4 separate regions of the Homo sapiens genome follow, and all the other regions are linked to region 2. Evidence: chromatin loops called from intact Hi-C (ENCODE). Cell type or tissue: heart right ventricle. All regions are shown on one strand. Links, peaks and the distances in the headings refer to the core of each region. The heading gives the core; the rest is flanking DNA.

What was found. Hi-C counts contacts between places; a loop is a spot of excess contacts. Peaks named below come from ENCODE experiments on the same cell type or tissue, not always from the same donor. Only the 100,000 strongest peaks of a DNase experiment are listed, where the experiment ranks them.
Region 1: a loop joins it to region 2, with 4 times the contacts of the local background. A loop is called at or near these places in 30 of 110 quality-filtered maps.
Region 3: it touches region 2 in a loop (22-fold over the local background); 9 of 110 quality-filtered maps call a loop at or near these places.
Region 4: a loop joins it to region 2, with 18 times the contacts of the local background. A loop is called at or near these places in 25 of 110 quality-filtered maps.

Annotation. Positions count from the first base shown.
Region 1 is chr3:139,719,177-139,724,815 of GRCh38, reverse strand. No RefSeq gene overlaps it. Among named protein-coding and RNA genes, the nearest start is that of NMNAT3, 44 kb to the right of the region's middle. In heart right ventricle, for the core only: no CTCF peak of the experiment used is centred there; no DNase peak of the experiment used is centred there.
Region 2 is chr3:139,931,715-139,937,353 of GRCh38, reverse strand. CLSTN2 (calsyntenin 2) reads right to left here and starts at 2,169. Exons shown (of 17, transcript NM_022131.3): 1 at 1,871-2,169. The coding sequence starts at 1,979. RefSeq lists silencers at 2,022-2,081, 2,122-2,171. In heart right ventricle, for the core only: CTCF peaks have their summits at 1,734 and 2,623; DNase peaks (open chromatin) are centred at 1,195, 1,607, 2,273, 2,643 and 1 weaker place; H3K4me3 peaks cover 2,419 bases; H3K27me3 peaks cover 1,265 bases.
Region 3 is chr3:140,496,403-140,502,041 of GRCh38, reverse strand. The region is part of intron 8 of CLSTN2 (calsyntenin 2); the gene reads right to left. Among named protein-coding and RNA genes, the nearest start is that of CLSTN2-AS1, 9.6 kb to the left of the region's middle. In heart right ventricle, for the core only: a CTCF peak has its summit at 2,710; no DNase peak of the experiment used is centred there.
Region 4 is chr3:139,586,360-139,591,998 of GRCh38, reverse strand. All of the region lies in intron 4 of NMNAT3 (nicotinamide nucleotide adenylyltransferase 3), which reads left to right. Among named protein-coding and RNA genes, the nearest start is that of RBP1, 49 kb to the right of the region's middle. RefSeq lists an enhancer at 5,075-5,464. In heart right ventricle, for the core only: a CTCF peak has its summit at 3,364; a DNase peak (open chromatin) is centred at 3,362.

The DNA of each region.
Region 1 (5,639 bases), core at 255-5,254, 210 kb after region 2:
TGTGTAGATTGTAAAGATACCGGATACCAAACCAGAACCTAGTGAACACCAGAGCTCACAGATGCAGAGGAAGTCTCACAAGATACCAAGAGGGACCAAACAACAAAGTGGGAGTAAACCCAGGAAAGAGTGGTAAGTGATGCCATGCAGAGACAGAGGTAGAAATTCAGTCAAATTTGCCCGCAATGAACACCACCAGGTCTTCGGTGTGATGATCTGATATTTCAAAAGAAATGAGCAATGGAATATTTGTTGAGTACCAGTCCTTTCTTAAAGTTCTGCTAGGAAGCCACAGAACTATAAGACACAATTCCTGCCTTCAAAGAACCTCAACTATTGATAAAAATTGATGATTACCAAAATAAGGGTATGAATCCTGAGAGTCATGAGGAGTCAAAGTGGGAGCAGGGAACAGGCGGTACTTAAGAAAGGCTTTCTGGAGAGGTAAATTGACACTTGAAAAGTGGCAAAGTGCTAGGTGGTGAACTGGGGATCCACAAAACAGAAACAAAGGCCAGAAGGGAAAGAAAAGAGGGCCCTGTGGGATGCAACTTGGCTACAATCAAGCTGTGTCCTTACCTACACTCTCCCTTGAAGCCGTGTTAAATGGCGTGCAATTCCTCCAAAACTCCAAGATGCCATGCCTCCAGGCCTTTTCATATACTCTGTCCACCACCCGGAGTGCCTCACACTCTTCCTATGCCTTAGTCCTATTATCTCCTCTTGAAACTGTCCTATGATGCCTGTGCTTGCCCTAGACAGATCAGAAGACTGTGAGTTCTCAAAGGGAAGAATCTGTATCTCAACTGTATATCCCCAGGGCCAAATTTAATATTATTCAATTCACAATATCATAATTGTTAAATAAATAAATGAATGGTAACCAGCAACATGAAATCAGATGGAAGAGGCGGGGAAGATGTCTTGAGAAGCAACATGTTTTTTAACTGATGATTCACCTGGTGTTTGAGTTTATAAATTTACTTTGCATTATTCCAATGTGAGACAAACTAACAGATCAATAGATCTTATAGTGGCAGTGTGAGGCAGGAATTAGATTTGGGGAGAAGCAAACATCAACTCTAGATTTAGAATTTTTTTTTTAGCCTATCAACTTTTTACCCACAAAATGCATTTTAATCCAAAGCAGGCTGGGTAATCACTTCTGAAATATTGCAACATATCCATAACTAATCACCTGGAGCCTGGGAGCCTAGCTTTATGGCAAGATAAATGTTTTCCATCTTTGACATTTTAATATTCAGAGAGTCATTGGCCTCAGAGAATTGTAGTTAACCAGTTTCCACTTCCTATTGTGCTGGGCTCTGCCAGCCCTTCTACCCAGCCCATTCCATGAGCACTGATGGGGGACTGGCTTCAGCAGCCTTTATTCCTCACTTCCTAACTGTAATTAATTCTCTATTACCTATTTATCCAGTCTCACCCTGGTGAAGAATGCAGGTTCTACAGACTGCTCTGGTTCAAAACCTAGTTGCAGCATTTTTTAGCTAAGGGACCCTGGGGAAGTTCCTTACCTTTCCTGAGACTCAGTTCCCTTACTTGTAGGGAGGGGATTATAATACACCTACTTCATGGGGTAATAGTTCCCAGCTGGGGAAATTTGGCATTGTCTGGAGACATTTTTCGTTGCCAAGATTAGGAAGAGAATGGCATTGGCTACTAGATAGAGGCCCAGGGATGCTGCTAACATCCTACCATGCACAGGACAACTCCCACAACAAAGAATTATCCAGCCCCAACCATCACGAGTGCCAAGGTTGAGAAATTCTGCTCATGAGGTTATTATGAAGGAGTCAATGAATGTTGGCTGTTCTCCACCTCATCATCAGAATGCCATCATTTCTCTTGGCATCTAGCTTCTTCATTCAAAATCCTTGTATGTTCTTTCTTCTATCCTCAACACAAATATCCTGACACAAGCCCACATCTTTTCAAACCTTTTCACATCAGTGTCTCCTACTTCAGCAACTTCCCCCTACTCTTCACACAGCCAAATTCTATCTATTCTTCAAATCAAAGCCCAAACTCACCTCCTCCCAAAAAGGTCCTGGCTACCCTAATCCATCAGCCTCACTCTCCCTTTACCTTCTTGTCATAGGGACCCTGGGCATGTTCCTTCTGTGTCTTACACTCAGTTTCCTCATCTGTGAACCAGGCAATGATGGAGCCTTTTATGGATCTCAATATCCACAACTCTTCTCTAAACAAGTATCAAAACTACTGAGAAATACAGCAAAGTTGAAGGAAGACAGTTTGAAAACAAAGCAAACTTTAAATCTCCGAAGTTTATGTCTGCAGACATTATTAATATGAATATATCTTCTAGATTTCCCTTGATTTTTTTTCTGATTTACTGGCAAATTCTCCCTCATAAGTTTAGAAGAAAAGCTCTTTTTATTTAATTATTTGGGGGAGGGGAAACCAAATGGTTATTAAAATCCCAGTGCATTGCCTCTCTGTGCTTTTCAGCCCCAGGCTCTCAGAGATGGAGCTCTCTGAGAGATGGAGGCTCTCAGAGATGACCATATGTTCCAATAAGCTTCACCCTCAGAGGCTTTTAGCTTCCATTAATAAATGTAATTGAGAGCAACGAAACATTTGGATCTCACTTTAATAAGTCAACAAAATGTAAATGAGGACTGCGGTTGGCAGGAGCCTTTTGTCCTGGAAAAGGAGGCATCTCTTCCACCTACAGCCTGCTTTATTTAGGGGCTCAGGATGGAAAAGGGGATGAAATGAAAGCATGCATATAGAAAACCTCTGTAGGTGAGGTTTGAGAGGCCCCCATGCCTCATGTGCCTCTGACGTGTACTCAATACAGTGCCTGAAATCCCACTATGAGTGGCTCAATTTATTCTTATCCACAGATGGTTCCTCCCTCAGGGTTCACTCCTAACATTGCCTTTGAGACTAACCCTATCCCTGGTTTGGGAGAATTTAAGAAGTTTGAGTGGTGAGTAGAAAAAGCACCAGAAACTTTTGCATTCTTATGAACGCCTGATAAACATCTTTTTACATAGTAATAATTCAGTAACAGTCACACACTTGCCTAGAAACCTCAGCCTCACACTGTCAAGCTGAAATGTAATGGACAAAGGTGGAAAATAAGTTCCTGTCCTCAGATCATTCTATCTAACCTGGGAGAAAACATTACAAGGGTAAAGCCATCACAGAGAAGTTAAGGAATAGCTGTGATGCAAAAAGCATGCAGGGAGGCCTGCGGTGTTTGCTGAGAGGAAGGGTTCTTTCATTCACACATTCAGAAAACATGGGGTGCCAGGCCTCTCAACAGGGTGATGATGAGTATTTAAATTTGCTGAGATCTGATATCTCCTGGACTTTCTGAGCCTAATCCACTGGTTTTGCCATTTGGAGGGCAGGTTGACAATATTTATGGAAGATGAGATACACACACTCTTTGACTCAGCAATTCTACTTCTAAATACTCATCAAACAAATATACTTGACATGTGAAATGTGGCATACATACAAAGATATTTGTGGCAGCAGCGTTCATAATAACAAAGAATCAGAAACAACCTAAATGTTCATCAAAAGGGGAACGCTTAAATAAATTAGTACAGCTGTGAAAAAGAGGTCATTTTTGTATACCAAAATGAAAAGCTATCTGGCATATTTTGTTAAATGAAGAAAGCAAGTTTCAGGACAGTGAATAGGGGAAAAATACCATTCTAAATCTCTGTCTATGTTTGTAAATGCACAGACCGTCTCTGGAAGCACACACATGAGGCTATTAATGGTGGTTGACTCTGGGAAGAAGAAATGGGTAGAGGAGGAGCTGGAAGAATAGCTTGCTCTTCTTTGTGTTTCCTATTTGTATCCTTTTGAATTTGTGCCCAGTATCTGTTTTCAAAGAATAAGTAACATTACTAAAGGAAAGAAAAGCAAGAGTTTTTTAGCTGAGGATATGAATCTCAGCCCTTCCACCTACCAGCTGCATGCCTAGATGTGCTGTCTAACCTTGCTGAGCCTTGGTTTTTTCAATTTCTAAGTAATAATAATGTTATCTACCATATCTGATTGTTGTGAGGACTGAAGGAGACAGTGGCCCATGCTAAGAGCTCAGTAAGTGGTATCCACTGCCACCGTCATAATCAACATCACAAGTGAAGAGCACTAACCATTGCAAAAAGGATGAGAAGGTGGTCTTGTTCTTTCCTTAACCACAGACTGATTCCTATCACTGACAAAGGACTGACCCCAACCTTAAATTCAGACTAAAAGTCCTGCTCAGATAGCACCCTATTCATGACCCTAGACATGGCCAAAGCAGGGTGTTGTCCCAGATGGATCCTATAGAAGAACCAGAAAAACAGTATGGCGTCAGGCTAGAGGTGTGGCTGCAACTATTTTGGTTTAAAAGCTCTCCAGTATGACTCCCCTCATTGCTGGCAAGAGTATAAATTGGCTCAACACTTTACAAAACTGTTAGGCAGTATTGACTAAAGCTAAACATAAATGTACCCTGTAACCAGTGTTTCCATTTCTCAATATATACCCAACAGAAATGAGTGCATATGTGCTCACAAATACTTGTACAAGAATGTATGTTCAGGGGTTGGGGGGCAGGGGAGGAATAGCATTGAGAGAAATGCCTAATGTAGATGACATGTTGATGGATGCAGTGAATCACCATGGCACATATATACCTATGTAACAAGTCTGCACATTCTGCACATGTATCCCAGAACTTAAAGTATAATTTTAAAAAAAGAATGTATATTCATAGAGCTTTATTTATAATAGCCAAAAATTGTTAACAATCAAAATGTCCATCATTAGGAGAATGGATAAACAAACTGTGGTATATTCATGGAATGGAATACTAGCCACCATTAAGAAAGAATTAACTACTAGTGTCCAACACAACATGGAGAAATCACACAGACATCATATTGGGGTAAAGGAAACCAGGCACAAAAAATGAACATAATATACGAGTCCAACAACTGGCAAAACTTATCAATGGTGAAATGAAAGAAGTTAAAATGGTGATTATCTTGGAAGAGTTGGTGCTCACCAGGAAGTGGCATAAAGAAAACTTCTAGAGTGCTGGAAATGCCCAATATTTTGATCTGCATGGTGTCACATGGGTGTCTACATAGGTAAATACAGACACACATCACGGAATGACATTTTGGTCAACAACTGATCACATATACAGCAGCGATCTCATAGGATTGTAATGAAATTGATAATTTTCTTTCGCCTACTGATGTAGTACCATTGTAATGTCATAGTGTAATACGTTACCTTTTCTATGTTTAGATATACATAGATACACAGATACTTACCATTGTGTTACAGTTGCCTACAGTATTCAATACAGTAACATGCTGTACAGGTATGTAGCCTAGGAGCAACAGGCTATATTATACAGCTTAGGTGTGTAGTAGGCTCCACCATCTAGGTTTGTGTAAGGACACTCTATGATGTTCATGCAACAACAAATTTGCCTATCAATGCATTTCTTAGAACATATTCCTGTCATTAATGATGCATGACTGTAGTCATCAAGCTGTAGCTCAAGATTTGTGCATTGTATACCTTTTATGGTATGCATTATACCTCAAATAAAAATGAAATAAGTAATAATA
Region 2 (5,639 bases), core at 276-5,275:
GGGTTTTTATTTTCCTTTTTTATCTCTCTCCTTCTCTTTCTCGCTTACCTCTATGAAGCTTCCCATTCTGACCTGAGAACTCAGCCGTGCATTATTACTACTCACACCAGATCCTCTTCCCAAATGATTTCTTCCCTGTTCTGCACTTGCTGTGTGCTTCTCACCCTCCTTCAAACTCCCGTTTGCAGACATCTGCTTATATCAATTACTGTGCTACAAAGTGATGGGAAATCTCCTCCCCCCCACCCCCCAAAAAAGTAATTTGCCTGTTTAACAAAGTGTCTATATTGGGAAAGCAGGGGGGAGATGTTTGGAAGTTCATTGTTTTTTATTCTTGTCTTCACCAAAACAACAGTCTCTCAGCTTGATCCCTTCATATCAGCCACTTCTTTACCGCACTCTGAGATATTTTCATAACGAGTTTTTCTCTCATGAAATTTCTCATTTCTAAAAATAGAAACTGCCTGTCAAAGATACACCAAGAAAAAAAATGCTGAAAAGAAACAGAATGCCTGCTTATAAAATATTTTCAAAACGATGACACCAAAAAATTTAAAAATTACAGATAAACATAATCTCCCATGTTCTTCTCAAATATATCACTCCTAAGTTATTGGAGGGCCAGTTTCTAAAGCCCAGACAAGGCGAACTGCCTGCCTCCAGCTCTCCCCAACCTCCAAGAGTAATGCAGCCTGATAGGCATTTCCTCCCCTAAGCTAGTGGTCAAGTGTAGCTCAAAGCAAGCGTCCGAATCAGGCTGTCTCTAACAGGGAATCTATTTTCTGACAGGCGCAAACCCCTCCGCCCTCTGATGATTGCCAGGCAGGATTTGGGGACCAAGTACCCCTCATTGTCACCTGGCGGATTTGGCCACAGTCCACAAACCAAACGCAAGCCCTACTTATGAACAGCGCAGAGAATCAACAAGTTATCACTAAGCTGTGCGCCCCAGCTAGGATCTGCCACAGCCTCCCCTGAGCCCACCACTGTTCCCCACCAGCTCTGCTCTTCCCTCGCCTCCCCACCCCCTGCAAGCACGTGACCTCCTGTTTCAGACCCGGCCCCCCACCCCAGAGCTCCCGACGCTCCCAGGCAGCTGTCAAAGTCCGGGGTTCGCCGGCTTCCAGGCTCGCCTGACAGAGCCAGGCGTTCGCTTGGATCTAGCTTCCTTCCGGGCGGGAGGCGCGGGGAGGTCAAGCTCTTCAAAGGAACAGGGTGGGCAGGGGAGTGGTGCCAGGTTAGGCTCCTCGGTCCTCGGTAGTCAGAGCGGAGTAGGAAAGGCAGCGGGGAGCCTCACATCCCGCGCTTCTTCCGGACCCCGCCGCCTACCCGGAGGGTACACGTTCCCCGGGGAGTCAGAGACGCCCTGGGGGAGCTTGAGGAGTGTCAGCGGGGCCTTCCCTGGAGCCTACAAGTTTCCACTCCATCCCCGAGCTGGGAGACAAGTCACAGCTCGGCTCCCTCCTTGAAAGCACCGCCGCTGATCCTTCCCCCAGGCAGGAGCAGACACCTGCTTGTCCCCACGGCGCGCCAGCGCCCTGCTCTAGCCGTCCCTGGGCCAGAGCTCGAAACTCACCCACTGCGCTCCCACCCCGGCACAGACAGCCCTCAAAGTTGTCCGTACTCCCCAGACCTCGCCTTCTGCTCAGCCCCCGGACCCCGCCCAGGGGTTGAGTTGACGTCCGCGGGTGGACCTCTCTGGTCCGCTGCGCAGGGAACTGACTTCGGGAATCCAGGGCGCACAGAGGCCAAAGAAGCTGCGGCAAGGGAGGGTGGGCAAATCCAGCTTGAGCCTAGGTCCTTGCCGCTTTCACCCTCAAGCCTGCCCTGCCTCCCTCCTGGGAGAAGAGCAAACTTCCCCAGCACCCACCTTTAGCCGCGAGGAGGCGGCGCTGCCGGCTGTCCCCGCCACCGCCGCTGCCGCTCCCCACGCCCAGCGCCAGCAGGAGCGGCACCCAGCACAGCCGCCCAGGCAGCATCCTCGCAGCAGCCGCCAACGAGCTGCAGCCGCCGCCTACTGTCCGCGCCGGCTCTCGCCTCCCGGTGCCTGCCGCACCGTGGGCCGCCTCGCCGTGCCCGATGGGTGCGCTTCTAGCGCTGCCGCCGCGGCGCTCGGCCTCGGGTTCCCGCCGCTGCGCCGCTAGCTCGCCGGCAGCAGCCGCGCTCACTGGCGCGGACCCGGAGCGGCTCAGGCGCTCACCCCGGGACGGCCCGTGACGTCACGGAGGGAGGGAGGTGGCTCGTGCATATTCATGAACGCGGGCATCGGCGCCGGGTTCCGCGCTCCCCGCCCCAAGGCCCCGACCCCCAACTTTCCTCAGCCGTCTCCACGCTCCGGGGCCCTGTCCAGGTCCCCCTGCCCAGTCGGGACCGGGCCCCCAGAGGACCCTGGTGGGCGGCTCCGGAGAGCCCTCCAGCCCCGCGCCTCCACTCCGACTCTCGGAAAAGCTGCCGCAAGGGATGGAGGGCTCCCCCAGAAAGTGGCCACCCGAGGCCTGAGGGTCATCTGGGGTGGCGCGAGGGACCCTGACCTGCCATGCCCTTTGAACTGATATCTGGGCGGAGAGGACTGACGGGCGTCGCTAAGGGTCTTGCCCTTGGCTGGGTCTCTGGGCGTTCTGCGTCGACTGGTCTGGGGAGGGCGCCAGGCGCACACTAGAGCAGCGCCTAGTGGTGCTAGGGGTTGTCGGGCAGAGTAGATAGCCTTGGACCTGGATGGCAATGGCAGGGCTCCGCGTCATCTCCGAGAAGCAGGGGCAGCCGCGGCTCTTAGAGGCTGATAGAACAGCTAGATCAGAAAACTTGGGGTGCTGGGCCTGCTGAGGCTGCAGTGGCGGGGGCGGGGTGTCAAACTTAAAATTCCCTGCGGTATGGTGCCATGCAAGAAGTTGCCACCTTTATGTTGTCACTCCGCATCTCTAAGAACAGGCTACTTGACGTCATGCATTGTAAAATCTCGTGCCGTTGAGTATTGTCAGTTCCCTGAGTGCAGGAGCCAGTGCATATCTTTGCATCCTCAACCATCTCTAGGCCGTGAAAAAATTACAAAGGTACTCAAAAAAAAAAAAAAAAAAAACAGTAAGGACTCAGAATAAATCCTTGACCATATTTACCTAAATGAAATGCCAACATCACACACAATGCAGGGTTTATGAGGAATAGTTTGGAAATAAAGTAGATATGGAAATACAGAAACAAACAATATTATTTATTTAGTCATTGATTCAAGACGTTTGCTGAGCATCTAGACAGGCTGTATCACCCTGACAGTGAGCACTGGATTAGTCGTTGGAGATCCAAAGACAGAGGAGAGAGTGGGTCCTATCCTCAAAGCTTTTGTTCCCTGCTTGGGGAGCCAGAGAGGGCAGCAAAGGCAATTACAATCCCTTGTAAGTGTTATGGTCCTGCACATTCTTTATGTTGCTAGCTATGAGCCTATACAAATCAATTAACAAAATGTATATATTGCAAGAGTGCCTAAACAGCATCCTCTAATTAATAACTGTAGTTTGAGGTACTCAACAAAGCCATAAAATCCATTAACAGCACTCCTGCAGCTCAGCCTCCCTCTGCTGCCCTGGCAGCTCACTCAGAGCCTCTGCAGTGGTGAAAGCCAACTCTTCAGGATTTCAGGCACCAGGATGTGCTTGGGGACAGCAGTGAATCATGGTGGCTGCATGGGGCTCAGACCCATGTGGGGCTCTTTACCTTCAGGTCTCCTTTAGCCCACAAATCAACATGTGCGCTATTATTCTCATTTCACACATGATGAAATAGAGGCTCAGGGAAGTTAGGTAACTTCCTTGTTCAGGGTCAAAAATCTAGTAAATGTCCCAGGCCGACACCAGGACCTTGCCTTTGTCAGATGTTGGTTTCAGAATCTAGAAAAGATGGCATGGAAAGGTGGTAGCTGACCCAGGGAAAATAAAAAAGCCAGAAAATAGAAGAGAAATGTAAATTTGTCTCATTTTCTTCCATTTATGCTCCACCCAACTACATATCTGCCCTCCTCCCTTCATTTTCTCTAATAAGTAGACCTATCTTACTGACTTACCTGCACTGTTCTTTGATGTCATTATACTGGGCTTTGTTAAGATCACTGATTGGTCCTAATAATTTTATGTGAAGTTTCAAATTCAGACCAAATAATGAGAAACAGGGGGAAATGTAGCTTATTAGGAAGCATCTCCATGGAGAGATAGCCAGGAAAGAACACAGCAAAGAAAAACACTAGGGGGTGGGCCAGTTACCAACAGGCACAAAATTGCTAGCCTCCATCTCCTCCTCTACCAATGAGGGTAATAACAATGCCTATTGTGGTAGATCAAGTGCACTAATGGCCATTTGTCCATGCTTCTCTGAATCTGTTTCCTTTGGATGTGCCCTCCCACCCCAACTCTGAGCTAGGCCATATGATTTGCTTTGGTCAGTGGGACAGTGGCATGCATGTTGCTTCTTCCTGCCTTGAATCCCTGCTGCTGACATGAGAACAAGCCTAAGCTAACCTGCAGAAGGGTAGGAGACTGCATGGAGTAGAACTGAGCTGTTTCAGACAGCCAAGGTCACACTAGGCTGGTCAGAACCAACTGGCCTACAGGCTGGCTAACCACAGACACATGAGCAAGCCCAGGTAAGCTCAACCAAGATCAGCCAAGCCTGGCTCACATCAGAACTATCCAGCTGACTTATGAGATACAATAAGTGGTTTTTGCATTAATTCATTATGTTCTGGAGCAATTGATTGAGCAGCATTATGCCTACTTCATAAGATCATTACAAGAAGTAAATTTTAAAAATATGTTAAACAGTATGTTGCACATAGTCAATGTTCAATAAATGTAAAAATGTCTTCCCCTTATCCTACTTCCTATATCTCTGAAAACAAGTGTGCCAGTCACACATTTGATTTGATTCATTTGGGGAACAGGCAACAATGACCTGCCTTAGAGGAGATAAAAGTAAGTAAGTTCAGCCTTAGAAATACTCAGACATAAGAGCTTTTAAGTCCACATCATTTGTATGGAGCACTACTGTGCTGTCTGCTTCTGCTGGGCCATTGCAGATGCAAAAGATGGGGTAAAGCAACCTAACAGTTAATGAGTCCTCATTCTTTCCATGCCAGGCTTTACAATGGAGGATATACATTCCACACCTACACCTTCTTTAATCTTTGCAACAAGTGTGCTGTGGTTTGAATATGTGTCCCCTCCAAAACTCATGTTGAAGCTTAATCCTCAATGTGGCAGTATTGAGAGGTGAGACATTTGGCAGGGGGCTGGTTCATGATGGCTCTGCTCTCATGAATAGATTAATCTGTGCATAGATTAATATATTAATGTGTCAATAGATCAATGGGTTATCATGGGAATGGGACTGGTAGTTTTATAACAAGAAGTAGAGAGACCTGAGCTATTACATGATGTGATGCCCTTTGCCACCTCTACAGAATCCACATGAACAAGAAGGACCTCACCAGATTTGGACTCTCAACCTCAGGCCTCTCAGCCTCCATAATTTTAAGAAATAAATTTGTTTTCTTTATAAATTACCTAGTTTCAGGTATTCTGTTATAAGCAACAGAAAATTGACTAAGACAATTGTGCTATTTTCCCTATTTAATCATAATCAGATTACTGGCT
Region 3 (5,639 bases), core at 470-5,469, 560 kb before region 2:
GGAGGTATTACTATTATTTTCTCCATTTTACAAATAGACTGAAGCTCAGAGAGGTGGAATAACATGTCCAAGGTCACACAATGAGTTTGTGTCTACAGCCTTGCTGTTTGAACTGTGGGCCATGAACCAGCAGCACAGGCATCCCTTGGGAGCTGGTTAGAAATGTAGAATCATAGACTCCACCCCAGGCCTTCTGAATCTGAATCTTAACAAGTTCTCCAGGCAATTAACATGCACATTAAAGTTTGAGAAGTTCTGCTCTAAACCACTAAGCAGTACTATCACTCAAGAAAGAAAAAGAAAAACAATCATTTATTGGATGAGAATTTAGATAGAGTGTCTGTGTAAGGATTCTTGTAGGTCAAATGGAACTAGACACTGTGGGATGGGGGAGGGCCTTGGGAAACACAACTCAACTCTTACCAGCTGTGGCTCAGTTACATAATCTGATGAGAAAATCTGCTTTCTATGGTTATAAATTTTGCTAGAAAAAATTCATACAACTGACTCTGAAAAGCATGGAGCTCCCATTAACCCACTGTGGAGCTCTTACAGAGTTTGTCTGGGAGAGGAGCCGAGGCCTCCTGAAGGATTTCATTTAATCCCTAAGGACGCAAGGGTGCCCCTCCTTCCTGCATCTAGCCTTCAGGCTAGGCAGGAGAAAGCTAGTTTGCAGGAGGACTGGTATGAGGAAGTTATCCTTGTGTGGTGGCCATTGAAGCCAACAGCCTCCAAAGAGCATTAGAGTGACCAGGGCTGCTTTTGCAAACATCTGAACTGAATCTTTTTTATCCCTTAGCTTAATGAGGAAGCGATGGAATTTCAGGAACTTAATTATTGGCAAGCTAGAAAGTATGCAGGAGAGAGAGAAAGAGAACAAGAGCAAGGTGGGTGGAGGGAGCGAGAGTGACTGATTTGGGAATGAGGTAACTTGGGCACCATGTGTGTTAAGTGAAGGGCTGGCTCTCTCAACAGCAAGATTCGCTCCATTAAACAGTGTCAGGGGTTCCTTCCCTTCACCCGAACACTCAACTAGAAGTGAGAGGAACAAGACTGGTACTCAATCATAATGATTTAAATTATTTAAACCTGTTAATTGAGGTATTATTTATTTATTTATACTCCATTTCTCAGATTTAGGGTTAATTTGTATTAATAGATTCTTAATAGCCATGGTTAATGGCAACAGCACTAATCATTTTCCATTAATAAAATAATACTTTATTATTTTCAAAGTACCCCCACAATATTCCATTTTCTCCTCAGTCTCCCTGGGAGGATGAGTGGGTATAATATGCGTTCTACAAATGAAAAAAGTAAGGCCAGAAGAAGTACAATGATTTTATCAGAGGCAGCTTATGAGGTTGGGGGACTGGGACCAGAGCCCAGCTTTCCTAACTCTAGGAGGTACTTCTTCCTTGGCTGGCTTTTCCAGCCAACTGAGCAAACACGAAAACCAAACCAACAATAAAAACACAACACTAATCAAACACAGGCAAAGAATAGACAGGTCCAACACTCCTCTGATTCAGAAACATCCCAATTTCTTGTCCTTTAGTATAATCCTTGTTTTACATTCATGACTGTAGAATCCTGCTTGAATGGTTTACTTTGGTTCCATGATGGGATTGCTCATATCAGAAAGTTTGTCCTTCCCTCACAGATATTCTGAGTGCATTCCTAATTTTGAAGTAAGTCTTTCTTTCTGGGTCCTATATATTACCCAGATATTTTCTGGATCTTTAAACAATTGCCAATAAGGCTGCTTTTTGGACCAGCCTCTGACAGTCAAGTAGAAGAAATGCCTGAGTGTTATACCGAGTGGACAAAAGAAAAGATACTTGTTTCCAAAGTCCTCAAGGCTTACAAGCTGACTCTGAATTTCTGAAACCCCACTTGGGAGCCCTGAGCTCCCCATGAAGTTCCCTAATTTCCAATCTTTCCTACTTCTCAATGAGAACTTTTTTTTTTTTTTGAGACGGAGTCGCGCTCTGTCACCCAGACTGGAGTGCAGTGGCATGATCTCGGCTCACTGCAATCTCCACCTCCCAGGTTCACACCATTCTCCCGCCTCAGCCTTCTGAGTAGCTGGGACTACGGGCTCCCGCCACCATGCCCGGCTAATTTTTTTTGTATTTTTTAGTAGAGACGGGGTTTCACCGTGTTAGCCAGGATGGTCTCGATCTCCTGACATCGTGATCCGCCTGCCTTGGCCTCCCAAGGTGCTGGGATTACAGGTGTGAGCCACCGCGCCCAGCCAGAACCTTTGCATTTTTATAGGGTTATTAGGTACCTGTATCCCATGCATAACAAGAGGCAGAACTTCAGGTATCAGGGCAGGGCAATCAGAGAAGCTCAGTGAGAAGTATTTGAGGATGGGGTGATTTTTACCACCCCCTGCCTACACCATAGGCAATTCTGTCAGTGAGCAGAGCTGTCCTGCATAAAGAGCAGCCTCACTATCTCCAAATGCTCCCTCTGTATCCCAGGCCATTGGGCAGCTCAGCACCCAGGTGGGCCTTTGTTTCTTAGGTTACAATTCTCAGCCCAGAAAAAGAAAAGAATGCCCAAGCCAAAGGCATCCTCCCATGTCCTTGGCTGACCATTTAATTATAAGGTCCAATCAAACTAATTACACATTGGGGTCCTTGAAGACAGTAAGTAATTCAAGTCTGCTTTGCTGCTGAATTCCAGAAAGGTAGATTATTTTTATTACAGTCAGTAGATGGGGCTGTGGCTCATGCAGTTGAAAAGGCAAACCTTGAGACCAAGGGAGTCAAGAGAAAGAGAAGCGTCTTCAGATGACAAACTCTGTAAGGGCTCCATAGTGGGTTAGTGGAAGCTCCCTGCTTTTCAGAGTCAGGTATATGAATTATTTCTAGCAAAATTTATAACCATAGAAAGTAGGTTTTCTCATCAGATTATATTACTGAGCCACAGCTGGTAATAGTTGAGTCGTGTGAAGATTAAACAAGGCAAACCAGCCAGTGCACTGTTGGGCATATAGTAAATGCTCAATAAGTGGTTATTATTTTGATATAATGATTGTTAATTATTTGGTTTAGTGAAAAAAAAAAAAAACATTCAAGTGCTCACAATGCCAGACAGAGTGCTCAGTGCTGGGGATTCCAAAGGCATGCTGTCTTTGTACAATCTTGGATTTCCAATGACAATAGTAACCAAGGCTGAGAGGAAATCCTTCAGGAGACAAAATCTTTACACTTGGCCTGAGACATTCCATTCAAGTGTGGTAAAGAGGTGGTGACAACAGCTAGTGGTTGTGACAAGACATCCTCAGGTACCCACTTTAGCCACTCTGGGTCACTCCAGGGGATAAAAGAGAAGGGATGCCTTGAGGATACAACTTTCATTAAAGAGAGTGAATTAGCACAAAACAAATAATTGTTTAATTTTATTTGTACCTTGACCCACCAAAACTGCATATGGCGTGTGAAAATAAAATCAATACAAGATTTCTTTTAAAAAGAAATAGTAGTCATGGAAGGGAAACTGGATGTATCATACATGTCTCTGGGCTCCCCTCTGAGCTCGGCACCATCTGGGGCAGGAAAGGTGAGGGCATAGCCACTTGGCACTGGCTGCCTTCATGGCAAATACTCTGTGTGGTTCACCCAGCTGCTGCCCAGGGATGGCCTTCCCAAAGGTGCAACCCAACAGCACCTCACTCCATTAGGGGGGCTCCCTGATTGTCCCTGAAGAGTGGCAGAATTCATGCCCCTGCCACTCAGGTATGCAGGGGAATGAATGCTCCTGGAAAAAATCTTGGGCTGATTGGAGACCGGCGCCAGTGGATAAACTCTTCTCTCTTTCTCTTCTCACACAAGACACAATAGTTAATTATTTTTAGTTAGTAATTGCTTTAGATTATTAGAAAATGTCTTGGGGGAGAGTCCAAGATGACCAATTAGAAACAGCTGCAGTCCATGTCGCATAGAGAATGAAAACAGCAAGTGAATTCAGCACCTTCAACCGAAATATCTAGGTTCTCGCATTGGGACTGAATATGTGGAAGACTCGACCAATGGAGAAGGAAGAAAAGCAGGGTGGGGCGACAGCCCACCCTGGAGTGGTGCAGAGCCAAAGGAACCCCCAACGCCAGCCAAGGGAAGCTGTGAGTGATTGTATGACCCCTCCCGGAAAAACAGGCTTCTTCCATAGATGTTTGCAACCTGCAGATCAGGAGATTCCCTCATGAGTCCATGCCATCAGGGTCTTGGGTCTGATACACAGAACTGTGTGGAGTCTTGGCAGAGCAGTCACTCAGGCTCACTCAGAGACACAGGAGTTTTATAGACTCTGGCCCCAGGAATCCTAGCAAGGCAGGAGATCCATCCGTACACTCCCCTAGAAAGCACGCTGAATCCAGGGAGCTGAGAAGTGTCGTTCTGTGGACCCCACTTCCATGGCACCTCACAAGTTAGGACCCACTGGCTTGGAATTCCAGCCAGCAGGGGCAGCAGGCTGGAGAATGCCTGAGACGAAGGAGCTCCTGAGGTGGGGGCGGCCGCCATTTCTGCGGTGAGGTTGACTCAGCCATTCTAGCCTGCTGGCTTCGGGGAGTCCAGGTGGTTCGGTCAAGAAGCAATCCCCCATAGCACAGCACAGAGGCTGTGCCAGATCGTGGCCAGATAGCTTTTTCAAATGGGACCCCCAATCCATCCCTCCTGACTGGGCGGGGCCTCCCTGCAAGAATATCAGCTACTCCAGCCACGGTTATATGAATAAAACTCTGATCCCTCCCTGGGATGGAGCCCCTGATGGGAAGGGTGGCCAACATCTCTGCAGTTCAGTCAACTCAGCTTTTCCAGCCTGCTGGCTCTGGAGAGTCCAAGCTATCTGCACGAGGAAGGCTTACCCCCAACACTGCACACCTGCTCTACCAAAAAGCACCCAAACTGCTGCTTTTTTTTTTTTTTTTTTGAGACGGAGTCTCGCTGTGTCACCCAAGCTAGAGGTTAATAGCGCAATCTCGGCTTACTGCAATCTCTGCCTCCCAGGTTCAAGTGATTCTGCTGCCTCAGCCTCCCGAGTAGCTGGGATTACACGTGCATGCCACCACGTCCGGCTAATTTTTGTATTTTTAGTAGAGACAGGGTTTCACCATGTTTGCCAGGCTAGTCTCGAACTCCTGACCTGGTGATCCACCTGCCTCGGCCTCCCAAAGTGCTGGGATTACAGGTGTGAGCCACCGCGCCCGGCTAGACTGCTTGTTTAAGTAGGTCCGTGATCCTGTCCTTCCTGACTGGGTGAGACCTCCCAACAGGGGTCTCCAGACACCCCCTACAGGAGCATCCAGGCCAACAACAGGTCAGTACCCACCCTGCGCCTTTGATAAAATTCAACATCCCTTCATGTTAAAAACTCTCAATAAACTAGATATTGAAGGAACATACTAAAAATACTAAGAGCCATCTATGACAAACACACAGCCAATATCATACTGAATGGGTAAAAGCTGGACGCATTCCCCTTGAAAACTGCCACAAGACAAGGATGCCCTCTCTCATCACTTCTATTCAACATTGTATTGGAAGTTTGGCCCAGGAAATCAGGCAAGAGAAAGAAATGAAACGTATTCAAATAGAAAGAGAGGAAGTCAAGTTATCTTTGCTTGCAGA
Region 4 (5,639 bases), core at 248-5,247, 350 kb after region 2:
CCTTCTTCTCTCAGCTCGTCAAAGTCATTCTCCATCCAGCTTTGTTCCATTGCTGGTGAGGAACTGCGTTCCTTTGGAGGAGGAGAGGCGCTCTGATTTTTAGAGTTTCCAGTTTTTCTGCTCTGTTTTTTCCCCATCTTTGTGGTTTTATCTACTTTTGGTCTTTGATGATGGTGAAGTACAGATGGGTTTTTGGTGTGGATGTCCTTTCTGTTTGTTAGTTTTCCTTCTAACAGACAGGACCCTCAGCTGCAGGTCTGTTGGAGTACCCGGCCTTGTGAGGTGTCAGTCTGCCCCTGCTGGGGGGTGCCTCCCAGTTAGGCTGCTCGGGGGTCAGGGGTCAGGGACCCACTTAAGGAGGCAGTCTGCCCGTTCTCAGATCTCCAGCTGCGTGGTGGGAGAACCACTGCTCTCTTCAAAGCTGTCAGACAGGGACATTTAAGTCTGCAGAGGTTACTGCTGTCTTTTTGTTTGTCTGTACCCTGCCCCCAGAGGTGGAGCCTACAGAGGCAGGCAGGCCTCCTTGAGCTGTGGTGGGCTCCACCCAGTTCGAGCTTCCCGGCTGCTTTGTTTACCTAAGCAAGCCTGGGCAATGGCGGGCGCCCCTTCCCGAGCCTCGTTGCCGCCTTGCAGTTTGATCTCAGACTGCTGTGCTAGCAATCAGCGCGATTCCGTGGGCGTAGGACCCTCTGAGCCAGGTGTGGGATATAGTCTCGTCGTGCGCCGTTTCTTAAGCCGGTCTGAAAAGCGCAATATTCGGGTGGGAGTGACCCGATTTTCCAGGTGCGTCCGTCACCCCTTTCTTTGACTCGGAAAGGGAACTCCCTGACCCCTTGCGCTTCCCAGGTGAGGCAATGCCTCGCCCTGCTTCGGCTCGCGCACGGTGCGCACACACACTGGCCTGCGCCCACTGTCTGGCACTCCCTAGTGAGATGAACCCGGTACCTCAGATGGAAATGCAGAAATCACCCGTCTTCTGTGTCGCTCTCACTGGGAGCTGTAGACCGGAGCTGTTCCTATTCGGCCATCTTGGCTCCTCCTCTGAGTAAATTCTTTTTTTATATATTTTTAATCTATATCATTATGCAGCTATTAAAAGTGATGTTTTCAAGAGTGCTAATGACCAAGAAAAACCCTTATGATATAATCTAAATAAAGAAGAATTAAAAGTGAATTTACGTGGTTTGAAGAAAAGTATAAAAAAATACAAAATGAACTATAATATAAACCATATTAACATCTTAGATACGTTTTATTAACTTTTTATCCTTCACACTTTTCAGTAGACTGTAATATTTCTACAGCACGCATTAATTTTTAAGCTTATTTTATATATCATATTTATAAATTTATTAGATAATAAAAGTTGTTACTCTAAGGCTTATAGTGTTATTTGTTCCATCCTCATTTCTGATTCCTGGTTCCCAGAGCAATCACTTATGACTCTTTCAGATGTTTTCTCTGGTACTTGACTCCCCATTTCTAAATAACAAGCTTATACTGTTATATCTTGTTTTTTCAGATTTAGATAATATATCTTGGCTTCCTTCAGGAAAAATGAAGATTTCACTCTCTCACACCTCCACCCTCCCATTCACACCTCGCCTCCACCACATGCTCCCAAATTGATTAGCTCATAACTTTGGGTTTGATTCATATTATTGTTCACATTTATGTCTATGTAAATAGTGTCAAGAAAACCATGCAGTGCACTATGATTCCACTGCCTCCCATATAAACTTTGGGTTTTTTCCTAGAGTTAGTAATTGTTCATGTATTTGTTGCCTTAGTTTCCTATGCCTATCATTAATTCAGTCCCAATTTTACCAAAAGATCTCTAAAACTCTTCTTAGTACAGACAAATTCATCAGATGATCTGTCTGTTCCGTTTTGTGTCTGCCCATATCCCTCCTGAAGCCCTCCAGGTCCTAGCTGGACATCCAGCTCTCTGTACCCACTATACTGTCATCCTGGGATTGCCTTTCACTGTCTCCCTGGGGATTCTCTGTGCCTGTTTCCTGATTCAAAACCCCTGTTTCTTGGATCCCATGCCTTCTGCTTTTGGGTTTACTCTCTTATTTGGGTGGTGGAGTTCGTCTTCTGGCATCTTTGTGAGAAAGGGTATAGAGGAGGTAAATTTTCTGAGACCTAGCATGTATGAACACAACTTCATGCCATACTTCAGAGGGCAGTAAACTACAGCCCATGGGCCAAATCTGATCCATAGCCTATTTTCATTCATGTTGTGAGCTATGGGATGGTTTGCTTACATTTTTTAAATGGCTTTTAAAATTATGCAACAAAGCTTGTATGTGGCCCATAAAAACTGTATGTGGCCTGCAAAGCCTAAACTATTTACTATCTGTCCAATAATGGAAAAAGCCTGCTGACACCTGTTCTAATTGATTGGTAGTTTGGCCAAATGTAGAATTAAGGTTGGAAATGATTTTCCTTTAACATTTTGAAGACTTCACTCCACTGTCTCCTGGATTCAAGACTTGCTGTTGAGAAATCCAATGCTATCCTGCTTTCCAGTTCTGTATGTTAAACCTCTGGTTTTCTCTTTTGAAACTTTCAGGACCTTCTCTTTAAACCTACTCATCTAAAATCTTATAATGTTTTGCCATTGTGTGAATCTTCTTTTATGCCAAATGTTGATTCTCAGAGGACCATTGATTCTGAAAATGTATGTCCTTCTAGTCTGGGAAAATAGAATGTCTTATTTATTTGATAATTTCTTCTGTTTTCCTGTTCTCTTTCAGAAATTTCTATTAGTTCACTGTGTACCTCCTATATTAAACCTCTAGTCTTTTCTTCTATTTTACAATTCCTGCATACAATTCCTGCAAATCCTGCATACAATTTCTGCATTGCCTTTGTATCCTCCAAGTTCCTTTGCTCCTGGTGGCTGTTTTAGTCTCTGTCTTTCATGGTGAGCACCTTTCCAAAATTTGTCTCTTCCTAGACTGTCCACTCATGTTTGCAGATCAGGCCCTAAATGCAGGCTAGAAGCTCTGGATGTGAATGTAAAGCTGATAGACCTCATGGTTATATGGTCAGGCCCTAGGTTCAAGACCCCCAAATGTGTGTAGGTGTTGGTGTCTTTTCCTAGGTAGGTCTGTTCCCCAGAGAGACATTCTGGGAAACATACTTAATCCTTCTGTCTTAAAGATGTTACTTCCCCTCCCTCAGCTGTGCCTATATTTGAGAATAAAGGTTCTCTCTGGTCCAACCCAGGCAGAAAGTAGATATGCGCCCTTCTGCCACAATGGGAGGATAACGTAGGCGATTAGAGGCTGGGGTGGATCCAAGGACTCTTCATACAAACTCTCAACTGGCCCTCCTGTTTTCAGGCCCTCTGGCACCCCCACCTGGAGAGGTTCTTGGCTCCTCCGATTCCTGAGCCACTCTGGGCCTCTGCTACTGCACAGCTTGCCTCTTACTGCCTTCCCTGCATGCAGAAGACTCTGCTTGGTTTATTATCAATTTTTATCAGCTCTCCAGTGTCCAAAATGTTTTGCATTTTCCCAACTATTGTCTCCTTTTGCACTCTCTTTGCCCTTATGATTTCATACTTTATTTATTCCTTTATTATCATTTTCTTAGTTTTCAGAGAGGGTAGAGATAAACAAGGAATTCTGTCTGTAGGGATGGTATATCTTCATTCTAACTAATGTGCTCGTCGTGTTACCCAGAACGAAAAGACAAGTTCACGTCCTTAAGGAGCGCTCAGTGTCATGGGAAAGGCACAGGCAGATGAATCATTTTCATACAGGTGCTGTAATGGAGATGTGTCTGAGCAGCAGAGGGTCACAGGAGAAGTATCTGCATCTAGTGGGGGAGGGCCTGAGAGGGTCACTGGGATTGTGACCTAGAGCAGTGGGGAAGGGAAAAGGCTTGGACTTATGACCATTTGGAGGGCAAGAAGGAGTTTTAGATCAAATTGTTATTTTTATTGACTCTCCTCTCCTGGGTGCTATAAAAAAGCATTGATTTCTCAATGCAGGGCCTGTCCTATCAAGATGAGCTAAACCATCACAGGTGACACCTGGGTATCCAACATGCCCAGCAGAGCTGCCTGGAGAGAGCCCTGTCCTTCCACCATTTTCTTCTATAAAACAGAAATTAATGTGAAGGTTAAATGTATGTAAATTGCTCAAGAAAGTCAGCACCCAGCAGGAGTTAGTCCTCCCAACCCCCATTTCTTTTAAACAGGAAGAGAAAAAGAAGGAGCATGTATGTCCCATGTATAACATGAGCTCAGATGCGCAGAAAGATAACTTACTTTGCTTTCTATAACATTCAACTTGATCTTAAGCCACCATTTCCATGAATTGTGAAAAAATATGTCACTTCAAGGGATTCCTGAAGTGGTAAACTTTTTAATTTTCAGCTTAGTCTTTTACAGGTTAGTTATTAATCAAGTGCATTTTTTCCTGCCTACCTCCCCAAGAGTGCATTAAGCATCCTGGATGGCTTAGCATCCTGGCTTCCAAAACAGGGCAGCTGCCCTCACTACTTTCTAGCCGAGGGATCTGTCCTTAATCTTAGGCACTGGCATCTATCCACTCTCGCTCCACTATTGAAGCCTCCTCAGCTTCTCTTGTCTCAGGCATTATATCCCTGTTGTCTGGACCTGTGCCTTGGCTCCCCATGGTACTGTCAATGCCATAGTCCCTGGCTTTGGACTGTACTCCCTATACCCTGTATCTACCCGCTAGTAGCCCAGGCACCTGCTGACTGCTAATTCTCAGCCTCCTTCACTATTCCTCTCAAGGAGACTTAGAATTGCTGTGGATCTGTGCCATACCTTGCCAAAGCTGAAGGAGGCTGTTCTGAAGCTCTCTCTGCTATACACGCCACATGCCATTTCTATTCTGTCAGTGCCGTTGTGTATTGGCACAGGGCAATGCAAGGTGGTCTTCCAGAATTCCAGATGGGAAGCAAAATATAAACTCCACTGCTCTAACATTGTCAGATTTAACTGGGCATCTTAACTATGCCCTCCCAAACCCCAATACAAATTAGGTTTATCTCTGCAGGGTATGAGAGTATAGGGAGCAGGCCTAATACCTGTCTAAACTGTCACCACAGACATTGTCTATCAGGCTTTTCTCTGCCCTTCTGCCCATTCTTCCACCTCACCTCACCCTCAGGCCAAAAAGGGCCTTTTGTTTTCATTTTCACTTTCTTTTCTTTTTACTGCTCTGTGGGCTTTAGTGAAACTGTGCACTCTGATTCCCCGGGTTTTCTGGTTCTTGATTATTTTAAGAGTAACTTTTGGAACTTAAATAAACCTTTTCTCTCTCAATATAGCCTGGCTCTTTTAAATGAAAGCTTTAACCTTCACAAGCATTACCTCTGAAATGAGTTTCAAGAGCCAGTTGTGGGAGTCAAAAACTGAATATGACCTCCTTGCTCTCAGCTGGGTTCTGCCATCCCCTTGAAGGAGGGGGTACCTCAGCCCTCAGGAAGGAGAGCCTGGGCCTGCCAGGATTACCATGGAAGGAAAATGCTTCCAGTTTCCAGGGGGGCAGCCTACACTCTTAGGATCAACTTTTCCATTAAAACAACAAAAAGTGGTGGGTAGCACGTTTTCCACACTTCACCTTTTTTAAACTTTTATTTTGGGTTCGAGG